2 separate regions of the Homo sapiens genome follow, and region 2 is linked to region 1. A link is an interaction called in ENCODE POLR2A ChIA-PET data of the cell type or tissue named here. Cell type or tissue: K562. All regions are shown on one strand. Links, peaks and the distances in the headings refer to the core of each region. The heading gives the core; the rest is flanking DNA.

What was found. Peaks named below come from ENCODE experiments on the same cell type or tissue, not always from the same donor. Only the 100,000 strongest peaks of a DNase experiment are listed, where the experiment ranks them.
Region 2: POLR2A ChIA-PET joins it to region 1 with 5 read pairs; 2 of 35 experiments call an interaction of 5 or more read pairs at or near these places.

What each region holds. Positions count from the first base shown.
Region 1 is chr1:207,704,986-207,715,957 of GRCh38, reverse strand. CR1L (complement C3b/C4b receptor 1 like) reads right to left here. Exons shown (of 12, transcript NM_175710.2): 10 at 7,695-7,780. It also overlaps the pseudogene RNA5SP534 and the pseudogene LOC100422434. Among named protein-coding and RNA genes, the nearest start is that of CD46, 42 kb to the left of the region's middle. In K562, for the core only: CTCF peaks have their summits at 2,139 (motif pointing left) and 4,478; a DNase peak (open chromatin) is centred at 4,477.
Region 2 is chr1:207,620,780-207,631,751 of GRCh38, reverse strand. It overlaps CR1 (complement C3b/C4b receptor 1 (Knops blood group)), which reads right to left. Exons shown (of 47, transcript NM_000651.6): 44 at 9,756-9,779; 45 at 8,684-8,759; 46 at 1,131-1,235. Among named protein-coding and RNA genes, the nearest start is that of CR1L, 19 kb to the left of the region's middle. In K562, for the core only: no CTCF peak of the experiment used is centred there; a DNase peak (open chromatin) is centred at 5,301.

The DNA of each region.
Region 1 (10,972 bases), core at 2,012-7,011:
TTTTGGAGGCCAAGATGGGAGGATAGCTTGAGCCCAGGAGTTTGAGACCAGCCTGGGCAATATGGCAAGACTCCATCTCTACAAAATATAAAAAATTAGCCAGGTGTGGTGGCATGCACCTGTAGTCCCAACTACTGGGAGGCTGAAGTGGGAGGGTCACTACAGCCCAGGCCATTGAAACTGCAGTGAGCTGTGATTGCACCACTGCATTCTGTCCTGGGTAACTGTCTCAAAAAAGAAAAAAAAAATGTAAGAAAGATTACTCCTTATAAGAAAATTAAAAATAAATGACTGACTAAAATGTGCTGCACTTTTATGTCATTTAGTTTCTTGCCACACATTCCCCACAAAATTAAACAGTCATTAAACTAAGTGATTTACAGATTAGTAACAAATGTCAGAAAAGTCCTACAAGACCCTTCTTGAAATTCTTCCAACAGAGAAGTATTTTAATCAGTAATTTAGTTAAGTAAAGATCCAGACAAGTGATTCCGTGCAGTAAAACACTGGAAAACAAAAATAAGGAGAGCTATCCAAACTACGTAGTTCTTTCTACTCACGTTCACACACTGGAACACTGCTATTCCAAAGGGCTTTCATTCCAGCCAAGACACAATGACTAGCAGACCTGCCTTTTAATCAGAACCTAAAGAAAAAAAAAAGTGGTAGCAAATGTGTGAGCAATTCCCATCTCTCCCTTGATTTCTTCACTAATAGATGCTCAGCTTCCTCACTACCATTTCCTCCTTGACTATCATTTGGGTCTTAGGTTCAGGTCTAGCTAAAAGTCTTAGTTCATTAGGGATCTGAATTCTTCAGTAGCTGACAGAAACTCAAAGGCCAATTTATTCTAAAGAACCATGGTACCCTGTGACTGGCAAAGCAATCAGAGCTGAAGTGCCATATAAACTTCATAGCCCAGCATCACCTACAGAAGGCATGAACACAGAACCAGACTTCTCCATGGGCACAAGAGCCATAACCTTCAGGTGTCATCTTTCATTGATGGCTCTCTGACATCCCACTTATTCTCATTAGTGGGTCATGAGGCAGAACAGCTTTTGATTTGGTAAGCAAAGCCAGGAATATCTGTTCTTCTCGCCACTCCAAATGTAACAGGCCAGAAAGAGGCTCACAGAAGCATGCTGAACCATGTGTTCTAAGAAAAAAAGAAGGGTCAGGGGAGGAGTCTTTGCCACCCTGAAATGCTCAACTTACTATTGAGTACTGCTTCCCTTCTGAAATCTAAAATCGTTCTGAAATTGGAAATCATTATTAGGTGGTGGACTTTGTAAATGCCAAAGAATCCTTGGAAATTATTAAAAATAACTCCTTAATTGCTCAATCTAGTTATCCCCCAGACTCATACTGTATCACCAAGAATAATGGATACACATAAGCAACGAATAATACCACTTGACAGTGGTAGAAGCAGGAGGCAGACAAATCACAGGCAGATGGGGCGGATCCCGGTGAAACCCGACCTTCAAGCTGAAGACAGTTTAAAGCCTAGCTACAAGTTCCAGGTAAATCCATGGACTGGCTTGAGAACCTCTCTTCCTGTTGGGTGTGCTTTCCTCTGATTGATCCCCACTCTTCATCTATTTCACATATACCTGCTCTTCCCTAATTGGTTTTTTGCACTGTTGTGCCCACCTTTGAGTGGTGGCTTTGTTTTAGCCTTTTTTGCATACTCACCAACCAATTAACACACACTTCCAATTCTGAGTCCATAAAGGCTCCAGAACCAGCCACACTGAGAGAATGACCCCCTGACTTCATCTGGGGTCCACCCTTGTGTCTCTTCTCTGCTGAGAAGCTGTTTTGTCACTCAATAAAACTCTTCTCCACCCTCCTCACCCTTCTATTGTCAGCATAAGCTTGTTCTTCTTGGATGCGGGACAAGAACTCAGGACCCACCAAACGCAGGTATGAAGAAGGCTGTAATACAGTGGCTCTTTGCCGTCTCCTAGGGGAGGGAAGTTATTCCATGCAACAGGAAGCACCAGCAGGTCCAGTCAGCCCTGGAGATGCAGGCCAAGTCAGCCTTGGAGATGCAGGCCAAGTCAGCCTTGGAGATGCAGGCCTGAGCGGGGCGATGGAACTGACAGAGTTGTTAACACACCGCCATCTGTTGGGCTGCAGGCATTATCAAATGCTAAGAGCTATTACCATGCTGTTACACCCCCTCTGGGCTTCGGGGTCGTGGGGACCCCTGTTTGGGCACCAACACATTCCCTTCAGTGTGACATGCCTGGTCCAGCCACAAGCCTTGCACGGAGCCCGCTCCTGTGCCAGTGCTTGGCGCGGCCAGCTGGAACCCCCACTTGCTCACTCACACACCCCCTCCCAGAGGCTGAGCATGTAGTCGCGGCAGCCATGGGCTCTGCATCAGAGCACAAGCCTGGCACGGCCTGGGTGGGCCAAGTAGATGAGGTGTCTCCTGCATTGATCCTGGGTAGAGCAAGGCCTGGACAGGGATGTTTCTGGCCAGAGGTCACCAGCTGGCAAAGTGGCTGAGAAAAATCTTGCATCAAAACAATTACACTGGCCATTCTTGACATGAAGATATGTAATTGGGTTAAAACATAGTTATTCATACACTATTACAGATTCCATTATTGACTGGTTTTAAGTTTCCTAAAACAACCTTTGCCTTATTATGAGGCAAACAATTTCCATCTCATTCATCTTTTTTTTCTAGCACACATTTTATAAAATTATGTTCTTTTGCCTCCAAATAAATACGTACCCATTCATTTCAAGTTCCAACTGTGTACCCAAGATCAGTGACTGTATTTAGGTTTGTATCTGATATTGAGTTGTATGTGCCATTTTTTCATTGTTTTCTGAAGGCGGTGCCACTTAGTCCCTACCCTTATTTCAAAACTACCCTTCCATAAATTAATCTCTCTGGGTACTTCTTATCTACTAGGTCAGCTCCTTAATTGGATTAACGCTTATTTCAAAACTACCCTTCCATAAATTAATCTCTCTGGGTACTTCTTATCTACTAGGTCAGCTCCTTAATTGGATTAACTCAGTGATTCTCCACACTGAGTCCTTGGTCTCAACACTGGGTCACACTCACCCTTCATCACAAACAAAGGATACCTTAGCCCCAAGCTGGAGATTAAGTGGAAACAGCACACGGCCATGAGGGAGTTGGCCCAGGAAGTCATCACAGGATTTCACGAGAAGAAAAAATAAAACAACAGGAGTAAGACTTCCATGTGAGGGGGAAAGAGAGGCACCTGTACATCTGGGGGCTTCAGGGGTCCAGTCTCCCTGGGGCATGCAGTGCAGAGACGCAGCCCCTCTGAGGTCATAGCTGGGCTCACAGCTGTAGAACACTTCCTGCCCAGGTAAAAAGTTGTCCTGATGGCTTAGGGTATGCTCACCATGCAGGATTTCTGGAGGCGGCTGACACATTGTAGAAAGGACAGTTCCAGAGTACTTGTTAGTTATGGGGGAATTTCTTTTGCTATATCCTATGCCTGCTGAAGGCCTCATAGTTAGTAAAAGGTAGAGAAATAGAACACAATTCTCCCTAGCACATGGCCCAAAATTCACCTGTAAATCTACAGGGCATGAAGTATTTTCTCCTAGCTCTGGATATCCAGTGTGGAGTTATTAGTATTGGTGGATTCTCCATCTACATATTTCCTAGGGAGGTATTTGTACCATCATTATTCAGGTAATGAGACTGTCACCTGAGACCAAGTCTGTTTTACAGATTTCCCCATATTTCTCTGATTGCACACCAATGACTAAAGTACAGTCATACTGTTTGGGGACAGGCATGCCCCTAAATTGGGGCTTACTCTGGAAGGGTTCTTGCCTCACTCAGGACAGAATTCACGGATGAGCCAGTGGTGCTAGACAGCGATCTTTTAGAAAGGCATTGCCCTTTGCAGAGCAGGGCTAACTCACAGGCAATGTGCCCAGAGTCAGCAACATATGAGCTCCTGGCAGGCAACTGTATTTATACTCCTGTAAGCCCGCTTCAATTACATGTAAATTATTTTTGTTTCTTGTTTTTTGTGTTTTTTTTTTTTTGAGGTGATATCTCACTCTGTCATCCAGGCTGGAGCACAGTCGTGTGATCTTAGCTCACTGCAACCTCCGCGTCCCAGGTTCAAGTGATTCTCCTGCCTCAGCCTCATGAGATTTCAGGTGCGAGCCACCTCACTCAGATAATTTTTGTATTTTTAGTAAAGACAGGGTTTCACCATGTTGGCCAGGCTGGTCTTGAACTCCTGACCTCAGGTGATCTGCCCATCTTGGCCTCCCAAAGTGCTGGGATTACAGGCATGGGCCACCATGCCCAGCCAATTACAGGTAAGTTAAGGGGCACATCAATGCAAATTGAGGGGCGTGTTATTTAGAACTTTCCTGGAAAGGGGTGGTAACTTCCAGATCGTTGCCATGGCATTTGTAAACTGTCACAGTGCTGATGGGAATATGAGGGCAGCTAGTGATTGCTTTCATCGCCATCTGCCTGTTGCTGCTGTTTTTTCACTTCATCCTGTCTAGGCCAGATTCTGTTTTGGTCAGCAGGATTGTGACCAGAACACAAGCCCTGCCCATCTCCTGCCTCGGTACATCCGTCTTTATATCCCTTTATCTGTTTGTCTTCCCAGCTCAGTGGTTGCACAAGGCTAACATGGGTTGGTAGAAGAATTGTAAGCTCTTTCTCTGTCCCTATGTATCTGCCATAACACCTCCCACTCCGCTGCTAAGCCAGCTATTGTGGCATCAGTAGACAAGATGAGCCATCAAAAACACAAGCCCTTAAATAAGACAGTGTTGTTTTAAATAATAAATGAGATAATGTATACAAAGTGCTTAGGGCACAGCTGACCATAAAGTCCATATAATTTTTCAATATAATTGAGAGAGATTGCAGCTGGTACTTTGCCCTGACAATTGATTAATAGGTGAGTCCAAAATACCAGTTTTCTTGGCTAATTAAGGTCTTGCTTTTCAAAATGAAGACACATATGCATGAGTGCTTGCACACCCCAGATTCTTAATTTCATGCTTCTTCCCCCAAAACTTACTTTCCCACCCTCCTCAACATACATCCCTCCCCCTAAACAAATACTCATCTCCTGATCCAACAGCAATGCATGTCACTTGCAGGGCCCTTCTAGGCCTCAGGCAAACACACCCCTGGAGCAGCTTGGTAGCTCCGGCTCCCATTTGTTCAGGGCCTGGCATTGCACACGGTGCGGGGGGTCCTTTCATGACAAAGCCAGGCTGACACCTAAACTCCACAACTTCATTTAAGGAAAATAAGCTTCTGTTGTCAGACACCAATATTCCATTTTCCACATTTGGAGGTGTGCATTTGTTAGGTATAATGCACTGAGGGACTGGGCCGCTCCAGACGACCACTTGATCATCTTTGCTGGTGCAGTATATGGAGGGCTCACCCACGAGCTCAAACACCTTTCTCCCTCTGCTTCCAAGATTGCAGTGGTAGGTCACCACTGATCCATAGTGAAAATACTCTCTGTCGGTGCTAATGAAATATCCATTGGTGATGTTGGGGGGTAGCCCACAAGGAATTCCTGGGAAAAGAGACCGCAAGTTCACCAAAACAAAACCTTGGGACAGAGTCTTGCTCTGTCGCCCAGGCTGGAGTGCAGTGGCACGATCATGGCTCACTGCAATCTCAACTTCCCAGGTCAAGCAATCCTCCCCCCTCAACCTCCCGAGTAGCTGGGATTACAGGCACGCACCACCGTATCTGGTTTATTTTTGTATTTCTGGTGGAGTTGGGGTTTGGTCATGTTGGCCATGCTGGTCTTGAACTCCTGGCCTCAAGCAATCCACCTGCCTCTGCCTTCCAAATGCTGAGATTACAGGCGTGAGCCATCGTGCCCGGCATGGTTTCTTAAAATTATACTTTATTGTAAATTATGCTAATAGCTTTTCTGAAATCCCAAATTACCGGAAGTAAATATTCACAATATCATTCTCATCTAATATTTACTAATGTACAGATATATTCTTACAATTTTATAATATTGTGAGTTGTGCTCTTCGTAGTTAACATTACTTTGCTAAATGTGTCCATATATTATTATAGAGCATTTTTTTCCTTTTTTTTTTTTTTTGAGACAGAGTCTCTGTTGCCCAGGCTGGAGTGCAGTATCATGATCTTGGCTCACTGCAACCTTCCTTTCCTGGCCTCAAATGATTCTCCTGCTGCAGCCTCCCAAGTAGCTGGGATTACAGACATGCACGACCATGCTCAGCTAACTTCTGTATTTCTAGTAGAGATGGGGTAGCACCATGTTGGCCAGGCTGGTCTTGAACTCCTGACCTCAAGTGATCCACCTACCTTGGGCCTCCCAATGTACTGGAATTACAGGTGTGAGCCACTGTGCCTGGCCTATAGTACACATTTATATTTCTCCTGCTAAATGAGAATTTAACTATGTTATCTCACCATTATTAATTTAGTTCTCTCTATATAGAAGGCATGTGTCTTTATTCTATTGGATATTAATATAATAAAGCATACAGCATAGCATTTTTTTTGAGACAAGGTCTTGCTCTGCTGCCCAGGCTGGAGTGCAGTGGCACGATCATGGCTCATTGCAGCCTTGACCTCTCTGGCTCAAGCAATCCTCCCACCTCTCAGTCTCCCGAATAGTTGGGACTACAGGCGTGTGCCAGTATGCCCATTTAATTTTTGTATTTTTTGTAGAGACAGGGTTTCACCATGTTGTACAGGCTGGTCTCGACCTCCTGGGCTCAAGCGATCTGCTCACCTAGGACTCCCAAAGTGCTGGGATTACAGGTGTGAGCCACCACACCTGGCCCAGTATAACATCTTTATTAAATAATAAGAACAAAAGCTCTGGCAGAACTAATAAAGACAAAGCAAACACAAATATACAATATTACATATAATAAACATGATACTTACAGATTCAGAAGTAATACAAATAACTGGATACTGATCTACAGCCATACCACCCTGAATGCACCCAATTTCATCTGATCTTGGAAGAACTGAATACTGTGTCCTACTCTACTGTAGGGCAGTGCCCAGCCAGTATATTGCCCTTCTACAAAGTTTGTTCCCACTTATTCTCCCACCAGATGGGTTTGAAATTGCTGATTTCCTCACACCATCACTAAACCCAGGATTATACACATTTTATATTCCTTATTAGCTTGCAATTGCTCATTCCTCTTTGCTCCCCAAAATGTAGAAAGCTCATCTTCCAAACAACTCACAGGGAAGATGGCATGATCCTGTTTAGACAAAGAATAAGAAGGAAGAAAGAGCTGCATGGCTTGAATATCTGATGTGATACTAACAGCTTGCAGAGAGGATATGCGGTTTCTTTCACTGACTTTGTATTTGTTGACTTCACCAAAGAAAATGCTCTTCAAACTGGGAGGTGTTCACCCAACAGAGGATGAAATTGGGGGCTATTTAAATTAGCTCAAGACTAGTTTAAAATAAATTACACCTTAAGATAAGAAAAAAAGCATTTCTAGGTGAAGGTGGAAGTTTGGAATGCTGTGAGCCATTTTAAGGATATGACTGGATTCTTCAAATATCAGAAGGATACCATTTCCAAGAGGGATGAGATTCATTCTTTGTAATTCTAGGAGGACAACTCTAGGGTTAAATGGTGGGGTGAATGGGGAAAGAGATTTCAACTCACGTTGACAAATTGGTGGCTTCATGCTCCAATGGGCAGTATTGCCCGAGAGGATACATTCAGCAGATGAGTGACCAATGAGTCGGTGCCTAAAGGCAAAAAATGGAAAATAATTGTGCTGTACATACCTCATCAACTTCCTGACAGCATGCATATGTGGCAAACCAGAGGGATTACAATATAGGAGAAGTCTAAGGCCTAGCCTAAACTTTACCTATTGTTCCCAGCTTTTCTACTTCTTTTTCTGCTCTCACTATTGAAAAGAGATATTTCTGCTCTAACTTCTCCTGGTCCACTTTACTTCTTAATATCTTGACTTCATTGTGGACTGTACCTGGCACCAAAATAAAACAATCATTTTGTAGACCTGCTTGACAATTTCTTTCTTAAGTTCTGTCTTTTCCCATATTATTTCTGCCATTTTTTGTTTGCGTATTCCCTTAATATGTGTGTGTGTGTGTGTGTGTGTGTGTGTGTGTGTAATACTATGCCATTTAACTTGAGGCATGTTTTTTATAAATACAAGATTTGTTGCTTTTGATCCTGTCTAGTAGACTTGGTTTTTTGACAAGAAGTTTAAACCAAATGGATTGAAATAAATTATATATTTGATTTGCTTTGTTTGTTTGTTTGTTTTTTTAGACGGAGTCTGGCTCTGTCGCTCAGGCTGGAGTGCAATGGTGCAATATCTGCTCACTGCAACCTCTGCCTCCCGAGTTCAAGCAATTCTCCTGACTCATCCTCCTGAGTGGCTGGGATTACAGGCATGCACCAACATGCCCAGCTAATTTTTGTATTTTTAGTAGAGATGGTGTTTCACCACTTTGGCCAGACTGGTCTTGAACTCCTGATCTGAGGTGACCCTCCCACCTCGGCCTCCCAAAGTGCTGGGACTACAGGCGTGAGCCACTGTGCTCGGCCTTGTCATAATTCTTTCACTACCTTTTTCATGATTTCACGATGTCCCATGATGAGGATGAGGAGAAAGCAATGAATAAAATGACCTGACCCAAACATGATGGGGCTTATTTCCGATGACAGAGACAAATGCATTCCTTGCTATTCTTTTTCCTTCCCTCCCCTTACTATATGGAACAGATAGATTCAGCTGTTTTAGTTATTCTAATAATTTGGAAATTAAACTTAATATTTTTTCCAATTAGGAATTTAATTTTATATGTGTGCATGTATATTGTAGATATATACACTTGATACATATATTTAAACCTATTTTCTCAATTTCAGAGTCAAATTCTGTACAGTCAGTCTACTCATCTTTTCTGTAAGTCTAGCCTACCTTTTCCTGCTTTCTCACATTTTCTACTTCTATTGATATATTCTATGACTTCACAGAGATTATTACTAAATTATGATTACATTGCCAGTTTTTGTGTTTATGGTTTTTTGTTGTTGTTGTTTGTTTTTACCACTTTTCTATCTCATTGAGATTTCTTTAGGAATTCATCATTCTCCTTTTTAAAAATTTGCTTATTAATTGCCTGGGAAACATACTTAAATGGTACAATTTTTGTGTCTTTGCTTATTCTTTAATGTGTATCTGGAGCCTCTAGATGTGAATATTAGCTTGGCTCAACAGAAGTGCTATCTTCTACAATTTAGTGTTGTGTAGAATCAATGTGGTGTCAATAAATTTATTTCTTTTGCGGGTATTACATTTTCACATTTTATTTCTGGAATCTGAGTTTTTTTCTCTATCCCTGAAACACAGAAATTTCCCTAGTGATGGCTAGGTATGGGCTTATTTGCTTACCCTTCTGGAATTTTTTTAATACATAATTTGAATCCTGACACTGTCTTACATACGTCTTCTCTTTTTCTTTTTTTTTAGACAAGGTGTCATTCTGTCATCCAGGCTGGAGTGCAGGGGTGCCATCACGGCTCACTGAAGCCTCAGCCTCTCGGGCTGAGGTGATCCTTTCACCTCAGTCTCCTGTGTAGCTGTGACTACAGGCACACGCCACCACGCCCAGCTAATTTTTATACTTTTTTGTAGAGATGGGGTTTTGCCTTATTGCCCAGGCTGGTCTCGAGGTCCTGGGGTCAAGTGATTCTCTTGCTTCGGCCTCTCAGTGTTGGGATTACAGGTGTGAGCCACTGTGCCCACCTATCTTCTCCTTTTCATCTTTTCCCACTGCATTGAGGGAAAATTTGGTTAACTCTTCTTACTCTTTGCTTTAATTTTCTGCAATATTCAGTGTTTTATATATATATATATATATATATATATATATACATACACACACACATATATATGACACATATATGAAATGAAATATATAAACACACTGACTACATATATTCATTCGTGTGCAAACTTCATGGCTAGTTTCACAGAATTATTTGTACAACTGAGTCTTGTTAAAAATAGGAAAAGGAGAGTGTTCTGAAAGTTTTCCTGGTTTCCTGGCAGTAAATCTCTTTTGTAAAATTTCTCCTGATTTTTTAAAATTGGTCTCTTTTACATGTATTTCCTGTTTTTTGTCATAAGCTCAATGGTTTTCTGCCTCATGCCGCAGGGAGGTTCGCACTTATTCCACAATGCAAGATGAGGAAGGAACAGTTAGGAAATTTATCAATTGTATTTTTAAAAATGCTCAAAAAAGAAAAGAGGACTTTGGATTTATTCCAATTTTATTTTGTCAGATTCTAGGTGCTATGGTCTCTGAAGCCTAGGCTGGCAAATATGCTGGACACCACAAGCTTCCTTTCTGTGTTTGTTGCGGTGGCACAAACATAGCCCCTACTCACTACCTGGCTTAGCTGTTCCCGTGAAGAGTGAGATTGAGGCAGAGCCTCCACTGTGTGCTGAGCAAGGGTGAGCACCAACAGCTGGACCATGCGCTGTGAGCACCTGACACTTGACATTTTCAAAGGGACTCTGTTATAGGTTGAATTGTGTCTCCCCCAAATATGTTGGGAAGTCTTAACCCCCAGTCCCTGTGGATGTGACCTTATTTGGAAATACAATCTTTGCAGATGCAATCCAGTTAAGCTGAGGTCATTAAGGTAGGCCCTAATCCAATATGCCCGGTGTCCTTATAAAAAGAGAAAACTTTGGACACAGACATGAACAGAGAGGAGAACAGCATATGAGGACACAGACCCAGAGGGAAGATGGCCATCTGAGGACAGCAACAGAAGAAATTGGAGTTCTGCTGCCACACTCCAAGGAAGGCCTGGGGCTCCAGAAGCTGGAAGACGCAATGAAGGATCCTACCCTACAGGATTCAGAGGGAGCATGGTCTTCCCAACACCTTGAT
Region 2 (10,972 bases), core at 3,087-8,086, 85 kb after region 1:
TTCTTGGGCATAGCCAAAGTAAGCCAGAGCCAAATAAATTGCTCTGAATTTTAAAGAAAAATGGAGTTTTGAATTTGCAAGAAGCCCGAGAGTCTGAATGCCTGTATTTACTGCATACCCTGAGAATGCAGTAAAGATTTGAACAAAAGAGAGGAGTATCCAATGAGAGAGAGAGGCCTGGGAAGAGGATGGAAAGCCCAGGTTAAAAGGGGAACTAGCCAGTGAGAAATTTCTCATAGTATGATATAGTTCAGGGGTTAGCAAAGTCTTCCACTAAAGGGCCAGATAGTAAATACTTTTGGCTTTTGGGGTCTCTGTTGCAACTACTCAGCTCTGCTGTTGTAGTATAAAAGGGAGCCAGAGACAGTAGACAAACGATTGGGTGTGGCTGTGCCCCAGTAAAACTTTATTCACAAAAACAAGTGGCCAGCTGGATTTGGCTCACAGGTGGTAGTTTTCAGGTCCCTGGTGTACTAGTTACTTTTCAGTTCAGTGATTTCTAATATTGATACATACCACTTTTGATAATGGTATAATTTCCCTTTTCACCCCAAATCTTTAGCAATGTGTACTGCACAACAGCTTGCAGTAAGCCTGCTTTGAATAGGTAGAATGAAAGGTTAGGTATTTAATAAGCCCAAGGGAATGAGGACCAAAAGAAGGAGCAGTCAAAGAGGCCAAATGAAGTAGAGAATTCAGTGGAAGTCAGAAATCAAGGGGGTTGGTGGCTGGGGAGGTAAAGTGAAAGTCTCTAGAGGACATTAAAGTGACTCTGTGCATTTAAGGGAAGCTGGAAGACTTGGAGGTACAAGCAGGCAGCAAATTCTTGGGTTCCACAAGAAAAAAGCATACTACTTCTCAAAGTTTCATAGCATAAATACAGGAAATTATAGGAATGCTTTGAAAAAGTAGTGACTGTGACTGTACTAACTTATAGAGTCATCACCCCAAAACATTGGAAATGACAATAATAATCCAATAAAAAAAAAAGAAGTTTCCAACTCCTGAAGTACTTTCTAAATTCTTTGGTATCAATGACCTACCTAGTGCAATATCATATTCAAGTCCTGTTTCCATTTTTGATATTTGAGTTGTTGAAAACATTTTGAATTCAGTATGTATATAGGTACCTGCTATTTTCTTCATTTGTTTGCAGAGTTCGGGGATGAACGCTGCTGCCTCCTTGAGAATGTAAATGGATAGCCACTTCTTTAGGGTTTTCATGTGCATTATTGCTAATTGGCAGAGAAAAAAATAGAAAAACTGTCTTAATCATTTAAGTATCTGTTTTGAAAGAAATTAGTAATTTGCATTTTGAAATTTAAGGTATTATTTGCCTTAAGTTCCTGATATCTTTGCAAGACGTCTGAAAGGAAAATCATAACCAAATCTCATCTTTTAATACTAAGCAAAAACTTAGATTAGAAAATAATACTAAAATCATCCTATATTTTCTGTCAGAGTACTCTAAATTGTTTATAGGCAGATGTCCATGCCTTAACACATTTCACTATTTCTGACATAATTTTGATTAGTAAATAGGATTTACATCGAGATTTTGACACTTAAGCTGCACAACATGAATGACTTTGCACTGCAGTGTTACACGAGGCTTCCTTTTTCTCCTATAGTGAAGATATGTGTTCTGTTTTCTGTACAAGCAATATCCACGGTTAGGGGAGCAGCAGTAGCTGTCATGAAGGTATTTAAGAACTAACAGTAAAAAGAAATATTTACTCACTTTTTAATATCAGTAATAACAATCATGTGTAAATAATAGCTAACATTTTCTGACATGCATCATAAATGAGGCACTATGTTAAGTAAGGTAGGAACTATTATTATCTCCATTTCACAGGCAAGGAAAATGAAATTTACTGAGGATAAGTATCTTGCTCAGGGTCTCATAGAGAGTGAGTGACTGTGAACACAGGCCTTAGCGGTTGCAAAGCCCTCACCCTCACTTGGTATGGTACACTGCCTCTTTGGGGGTTAATAAACACTTCATCTTTTATCAATGAAATGATAAAACAGTACCAGTACCTGGAGATTTTATGTATGAGTTGGTATTAGGGATTTTAGAATGGAAGCTTGAAGAGTTAACTCACTTCAACATGTACCACTGTTTCCTCATCACTCAGTTATTCTTTACCATCTTATGGAAATTAGAATGACAGCATCATTTGAGAAAAAGAGGCAGACTGCTTCAGGGGGCAGAGTTTTCACAGGACAGGGAAGGCACACTTGAGATCCATGGATGAGGAAGAGTGGAGTGGTATATAGCCAGGTGGTATGACCTTCCAAGGAGTGGTGGTTAAGTGGTAAGATGAGTAGTGTTCTGAAGGTGGTCTTGGGTGATGAGTGGTACATGGGGTTTTGGAGAATATGATCTCGGTGAGTATATGTTGAATGAAGAGCTATTTGGTTAGTTACTGGTGGTTAATGTGAACATAGGAAAATTCAGGGAGACTTCACAGAGGATGGCCTTAAGTATTTTATCATTCTAAACATCACAACAATGGAAACTTTGAAATTTTGACTGTGTACAAGGCTGTTTTGTGTAGAAATGGGAGTGGGTACGAGGCAGTAACAAGAGGCAATAATGGGCTCTGAATGAAGAAGTCTAACCAGTATTATTCCTCACTGATGAGTGCATGACCTATCTTATGACCTATCTTATTTAACATTATCACAAATTATTGTTGTAAATACACAGTGAAATATCAAAACGTGCAGGCGCATATTTTTAACTAGTGAAATAACAAGGCAGTGAGATTAAATCACAGGAAGAACTTGCCAAGTCTGTGTGAAACGCCAGGAAATCTCAATATGGAAAGATGCCCTTAAAGAAATACCTTAATTTTTTATAGCCTAATGACTCAGAATAAAGAGTAAAAAAAGTAGAGATTGCATACGGTTCTCTAGAAAGATACTGGTTCAATATACCAAAGTAGCTAAAACAAACTCAGTAAAATATAGGGAGAAAAAGAATATTGAAAGAAAAAAGGAAAATACTTTAGGTTTGTACTATGTACAGTTCTGGATACTGAATTTCAGTAATATAGAGTCAGATTCAGAAATGGCAACTAACATTGTCAAAATACTAGCACAAAGAGTTCAAGATTTCCAGTTAAATAATCTGGACTAAAGGCCTAATTCCTAACAACTTCCTACTGGCTTTAAACAAGCCACTGAATTTCTTTGAACCTAGAGTGTTTTATGCTTTGGGATAACAATATGATTGGGCCTACCTACCTCACAGAGTTGCTTTGAGGACCAAAGAAGATAATAAATGGTAAATAAACCTATAAATAAACATGTTAACTCTTTTTGTAGATACATTAACCATTTCTACTCTTATTATTAATTTTGACTGCTGTACAAGTAGAGATTAAAAAATCATTAAATAAAAATTGCTTTGGGTGGATATAGGTGGTCCCTGCTCACAGGGGATCATAGTCCAGGGAGCAGGGATGGTGAGGAGAATAGTAGAGACCAAGAAGGCAGGAGATAGTAGTAATAGTGAGTGGAAAGGCCAAGGTGGAGGGTGCAGAGGAAATGGGCAGAGTAATTAGGTATTCTTAATCAGGGAAAGCTGAGGATTGAGAAGGCACATGAAATCAAGTGTGATATCGTTTAAGCATATGTGCTTACCAAATGCAGTGTTGGTACAATGGACTGAATGTTTGTATCTTTCCAAATTTATATGTTGAAAATTTATAGGATCTAATTACTATAGGATCTCAAAGGTGAGACCTTTGAGAAGTAATTAGATCATGAGAGCAGAGCCCTTGTGAATGGGACTAGTGCCCTTAGAAAAGAGACCAGGAGAGCTCCTTTACTCCTTTTCTCTGATTTGAGAACACGGAGAAAAGATTGAAGTCTATTAACTAGAAAGCGATCCCCACCAGACACTGAATTTGCAGTTGCCTTGACCTTGGACTCTCTACCCACTAGAACTATGAGAAAAAAATGCTTGGTTTTTAGAAATGACATAATGTTTTTTAGGGACATGGTCTTACCATATTGCCCAGGCTGGCCTTAAACTCATTGGCTCAAGCAGTACTCCTGCCTCAGCCTCCCAGATAGCTGGGACTATAGGCAGGTACCACTGCACCCAGCTTAAATGCTTATTGAATCCACCCAGTCTATGGAGTTTCTGTTATAACTGCCCAAGTATATATACCAACAGACTGAGACAGTTGGTATATTAGAACAAGGAGCAGCCTTGAAACCTGGAGTAAGTTTAGGACAAGTTAAAGACGCACTGTTCAACTTGGTAGAGAATTACGGCAGAAATTTCCCCTTGTGGTAACACTGTTAGTGGTGTGTAGCTCACTCATTCATTTGATAAATATTTATTGAGACTCTCTTTGTCCCAGGGACAGTTTAGATTTGTTGTGTATCCATTGGTGAAGATAGGACAAAAATCCCCGACTTCATGGAGGGAGAGAGAGAATAAACATGGAATGTAATTATTTAATTAATTATAATAAAAGAGAATAAGGCTATGAAAAAAATAAAGCAGGATAAGAGAGACTAGGAATGTGGGGGTGGGGTCATGTCATCTTTACTAGGATAGTTAAAGTAGACCTCCTTGAGGAGCATTTTAAAGAAGGTGAGATCATTTCTGTGTGTGTATTCCTTCTATTTCTCTATCACTTTAGTTTCTTTTCTTGTTTTATTTTATTTAATTTATTTATTTATGTTTTTCAGATGGAGTTTTGCCTTTGTTGCCCAGGCTGGAGTGCAGTGGCACAATCTCAACTCACTGCAACCTCCACCTCCTGGGTTCAAGCAATTCTCCTGCCTCAGCCTCCTGAGTAGCTGGGACTACAGGCATGTGCCACTACACCAGGCTAATTTTTGTATTTTTAGTAGAGACAGGGTTTTGCCATCTTGGCCAGGCTGATCTCCAACTCCTGACCTCAGGTGACCCACCCGCCTCAGCCTCCCAAAGTGCAGGGATTACAGGCCTGAGCCATCGCACCCAGCCTCATTTTAGTTTCTTAGTAAGTCTTCAGACTGCTTATGCAGCTTCTGAATTGTCTCCAGTGTTTGAGGTAGAAGTCAGCCTGCACCTCTCTAGGCCTGGTGTGACTGTGGCTCTCCCATAGAGCAGGCCATCTTGTTCTACACTATTCTATATCTGTCAGTCTTTTTTAGCTCCAGGATAAATGGCTCTTCTGACTTGGTGACCACTACGATACTCTCCACTCATATTCTGTGTTTCCCACATGGCTTCCTTCTTCTTTGCCATGAGGCCCTTTATGCCCTTGTCTTTCTGTGAGGAAAGCTTGAGCTCCAGATAAGGAATAATCAGCCCTCCTCACATAGCCACAATGACTTAGCTTATTGGCCACACCCACTCAAGGAGGTATGACTGCATGATTAATCAGCCCAACTCCTTCCGAAAGAAGGGACCTCTGCCTTCTGATTATTTAAGTTTATTACTTCTTTTTCCCAGTTTTAGCTATGTGTTATTTCTAACATGAAAATCAGTGGTGTTTTGTTAGATAAATGCACTCACTATGCTGAAACCACCTTTGCAAAGATTCTGAGAGTGAAAGAAATCTAACATGGCTGACTTCATCTTGCTTCTAGCCTCACAGGTGGGCCGGCTTTGCTCATTCCTGGGTGTAGGCCAAGCTAACCATGAAAGGAATTTAGTTTATAATGTAACTTTGGAGCAAGGATAATAACAGTCTCTTCCTAAAACTAGCTCTCTCCTTGCTCAGGACCTGAAACCTAATGAAAGGCCAAGAGATTAGGATTAGGAGAGGGACCTGAACTCTGCTAAAATATAGGCATAGGTTTTATAATCCATTACTGCTCAGAGATTTGTGACTTCCCTAATTGCTCCTATAGATAACATCACTATGTAGAATATAAGATTGGTCTTCTGAGATGTTTTTCAGGTTTTTGCATTTGGCAACTGACTGACTCTACCTGGACTTGTGACTCATGACTCAACTGGTCCTGTGGCCCCCAACCAGAGGTGGACACAGCACATGAGGAACATTTCCCACACCCCCATCCCCAACCAATCAGTAGTACCCATTCCCTAGCTCCCTTCCTACCAAATGATCTATAAAAACCCTAGCCCCTGTGTTCTTGGGGAGACTGAGTTGAGTGATAACTCCAGTTCTTCCACGTGACTGGCCTTGTATTAATTCATCTCTTTCTTTACTGCAATATGCCATTATCTCAGGGAACTGGTTTTGTCTGTATGACAGGCAGGAAGAACACATCAGGCAGTTACAATCCCAAGAAGTGAAACAGGTCAAAAGTAAAAGTTTAGAAAATGTTTAAAAACTTTCCTGGATTACACATATAGAATAGGTTTTAGTGTGGGTTACATAGATGTTTGGGAGGTTTACATCCCTGACCTTTAAGTCTAACGAGGATCATGATCTTTCTTTCTGCCACATTTCTGGTAGCCACTGGTCAGAGAGAGAATGGTTGTGCCATGGACATTACACTTTAAAGAATATGAAAAAAATAGGAGGCAGGTTTTACGAGATGGAAAACATGAAGAAATGGTATATGGTCTCAGGTTGCTTAGACTTTACAAGACAATCATTTCCAAAGAAATAATTTTATGAAATGGTTATTGAGTCATGTTTATGCCTGAAGGTGATTAATATGAGGAAATGATCTTAAATTATGTAGGTGAAACAAATCAATAGTTAGGCTTGGGAGTGTGACCCTCTAGTTGATTAACAAGGAATGGACCATAAGTAATGAAGAATGACATAGTTAGAAGGGTGGAGATAATCAAATATCTTCAAGATATTAAAGTATCTTGAATACTTCCAAGAAGAAGGGATAATCATTTCCCCTGTGTGGTTTTAACTAGAGACTGATATAGATACAGAAAATTAGAAGCCCCAACTCCTTTAATTCAGACGTAGTAGTAATTTTTTAAAAAATTAACTCACTAATTATATGGTACTTAATGAGAAACTTTAAGAGGAAAAATGTATTGACACAAGTACTTTGTTAAGGTAAAGTGCCCAGCTACTTACCTTTTCTTTTTGTAATGGAAAAGAGCAAAGAATATATGTCAAGCCGTAAAATATAGAGAACATTAGTTAGGAAGGATGGATATTTAAATTTAAATATCTACCAATTCAGTATTTTTCCATGAAATTGAGTTCCTGTCTAGGTTCTTTACAGCAAGATCTACTATGACAAACTACTTTTTAAAAAGTATATTGGCATCTTTGTGAAATATCAAAACTTCAGTTTCTGTAAAGCTTGTTGTAGGAAACTGTACTTGTTTAGAATATTTGCTATAGAAAACCGTTCACTTAAAAGTTACAAATTCAGTTTTTCTATGGGTATAGAACTTGCTCATCAACCATATAACATTGATATTATTGATTCTGGCCTCATTGAGGTTGTTATAATTCAATCAACCAGTACAAAAGCTGTGTAGGTTCTCTTCCCTGTCAAAGACGTTTCTTTATTCAGATCTTAGTCTTTGCAAGTTTTTTTTCTTTCAAATTTAAAAAATTAATGATGGCTGGGCCCAGTGGCTCACACCTGTAATCCCAGCACTTTGGGAGGCTGAGGCGGGTGGATCACTTGAGGTCAGGAATTCAAGACCAGCCTGGCCAAGATGGCAAAACCCTTTCTGTACTAAAAATACAAAAAATAGCCTGGTGTAGTGGCGTATGGCTGTAGTCCCAGCTACTCAGGAGGCTGAGGCATGAGAATCGCTTGAATCTGGGAGGCAGAGGTTGCAGTGAGCCAAGATCGTGCCACTGCACTCCAGCCTGGGTGACAGAGCAAGACTCGGTCTTAAAAAAAAAAAAAAAAAAAAAAAAAAAAAAAAGTTAATGGTGTTTACAAAATATTTGTTTATATATTAAAATACCCAATGGAAAGTTTCAATTCTTCCCCACTGGCAGCCTATGTGTGCCATATGATATGTGTGCCATAAGTGACCCAATCTAACTTCTAGTGCTATGATAGGATCTGGGCTTAGAGGTCAGTGTCTGCAATGTCTTAGCAAAACTAGGATATCAAACAGCCTCATGAACAACTATTTAAAAACCCCTTCTGCCTACTTTCTCTTTCTGTAAAACTCAATTCCTTCTTAAAATGCTGTGTGTGTGTGTGTGTGTGTGTGTGTGTGTGTGTGTGTGTGTGTGTGTGTTTTGAGATGTAGTCTCACTCTGTCACCCAGGCTGGTGTGCAATGGCACAGTCTTGGCTCACTACAACCTCTGCCTCCTGGGTTCAAGCAATTCTCATGCTTCAACCTCCCGAGTAGCTGGTATTACAGTTGTGTGTCCCACCTCGCCCAGCTAATTTTGTGTATGTTTAGTAGAGACAGGGTTTTACCATGTTGCCCAAGTTGGTCTCGAACCCCTGGCCTCTAGTGATCTGCCCACCTTGGCCTCCCAAAGTGCTGAAATTACAGGCATGAGTCACCATACCTGGCCAAATGGTCTTTTTTTTTGTTATTATTATTATTTTTTAATTGTTCTTAGTATCCTATATACTTCCTTTAGTGTGAATACCTCTTTGTCTATACTGTGTGTCAAGGACTTTCTTTATAAGAATTACCACATCTGTTTATGTAGCAATGGGTTTGTTTGTCTTTTACTTTCTTTTGACTTCCAAGAGGGGGTAAGTACAGTTTACATTTCTTGGGATAATATGGCTATACTTACCCTTTTCTGTGCTTTAGAATTATCCAAGAGAGGAAAATGATGAGTAAAATAAAGAAGATCGTACCAGATAAAGTGCCTAGGCAGTAAAACAAGGTAATTAAATGCATGGAAAATATAACTTACAGGTTTTAAATTCTATCTTAGTATCCAGTCCCACTACAGATTGCCAATGCTTTTTTTTTTTTAAAGATGTAACTATACATTCTGCTTTACTCTGGGTTTCTATAGCATTAGTCTCACTCCCACAGGGTTATTAAAGTTAAGGTGTGAGCTGAGCCGTTTTGTAACGTTTAGTCCAATGTCAGCTTTTCCAAAAGTAAGTGAGAACCGTGATGGGGCAGCTGGCCACCAGCTCTCCATGGCCCTGCCCATGTCTCTTGCCTAAGACTTAACACACAGGCATTTCATTGTGAAAATACTGGAATTCTCTCTCTTGTTGAATTACATATTTAGGTCATTTTGTCCATTTATTGATTGTTAAAGTGCACAGTCTCCACAGATAAGTAGACCCAGGCTACCCCATTCTGTGGTCTTGGACAAGTTACGTTAACTCTCTGTGTCTCAGTGTCCAGATGCGTAAAAAGGGATGTAAGAGTAATATGCCACAGTATTCCCTTGGAAGCAAACTTTATTACAAAACTATTCTTATTTAGGCAAATCACAGATATGGGCTCAGAAGACTGGTCTTATGGCTTTCTATTTGTGCAAATGAGCAGGATCACCATCTGGAAGCATACTCCAGGTTACAACTGAAAGAAGAAGTTGCATTCTCCCACCACATTCAAATAAAGAATTTTTGACACTGATGAATGATTATTCATTTGTAATGGTTCAAAGATAGTAAAGAGCCTTTGATGAAGGTTATTTAGTATGCATATGACGATGCCAGTTTCACCATATTGTGGCCTAACTTATCATTATTTTCTTTCTAGTTGAACTTACAACTGAAGATATTTTGATCTCTTTACACCTCAAGACATTTTGATCTCTCTTTTTACATTTCATTCATTATAGGTAGGTACTTACTGTTATAGATGCCAGAATTCCTCAGCAAAACTTTCATAAAACTTACCAACTATGAGAGCATCATGTGTACCTAAAAGGAAGACAAAAGTCACAAAACATCACTCTGGCATGCAACATGATTGAACAGGACCTCTCAGCCAGTGACAAGTCATCCTGATTTTTCTTCAGGACTCAGTCTAATATTTTTTCTAATGCAAAAAGCCATTGGTTTCATTCACATACTCTCATTTTACCTTCTGCACTCAGAGAAGACTTTTAAAAATTATTATTAATACAATTACAGAAGAAAATTTATAATACAGAACTAAAGAAAAAAGTCACCCCAATCCTCATACCCAAAAAATGTTTTGATACATTCTGTTCTGGTACATTTCCTTATATGTGTGTTTTCACATAATTATATACTAGAAATATAAGTTACAACAAAGGCAAACTAACATAATCTAGTAGATGCATCATAGTGTATTCAATGACTTCTATTGTGCATTTAGCTTGTTTCTAGGTTTCTGTCTCATGAAACCCTTAATAAAATGCATAGAATATTTTAATATTTTACATTATTTCCTTAGATTAAATTTCTAGGAGGGCTAACTGGCAGGAATAGTTGTATTATTTTCCACATACATTTCATAATTGTTTTTCATAAGAGTTTTTGCAAATTTACAATAGTACCTTCAACACACAACAATATCAGTTTCATCACATCCTTGCTTTGTATTGGGTGTTCACCTAACAACCTTTTTATTGTTAATTTAATGGACAATTTTTAAAAAATGTTTTGCTCTTGTCACCGAGACCAGAGTGCAATGGAGCGATCTCGGCTCACTGTAACCTCCACCTCCCGTGTTCAAGCGACTCTCCTGCCTCAGCCTCCTGAGTAGCTGGGATTACAGGCATCTGCCACCACGACCAGCTAATTTTTTTATTTTTTAGTACAGATGGGGTTTCACCATGTTGGCCAGGCTGGTCTTAAACTCCTGACCTCAGGTGATCCATCCGCCTCGGCCTCCCAAAGTGCTGGGATTACAGGCATGAGCCACCATACCTGGCCCCTTTATTTTATTAATATCAATTTTGTTCCACTTATTTGTATGTCTCTTCTTATCCTGGTGCAAAGTGACTTTTGTATTATTGCTTTATATTTTGTTCTAATATTTGATACGGTTGGTTCTCCAATGACCTGAATTTTCTGTCAGTCCCAGCCAGATCTTCAGAATACTCTAAAAGCATTTAGTAAGTTATCCAGTGAGATTTTTGCCAAAA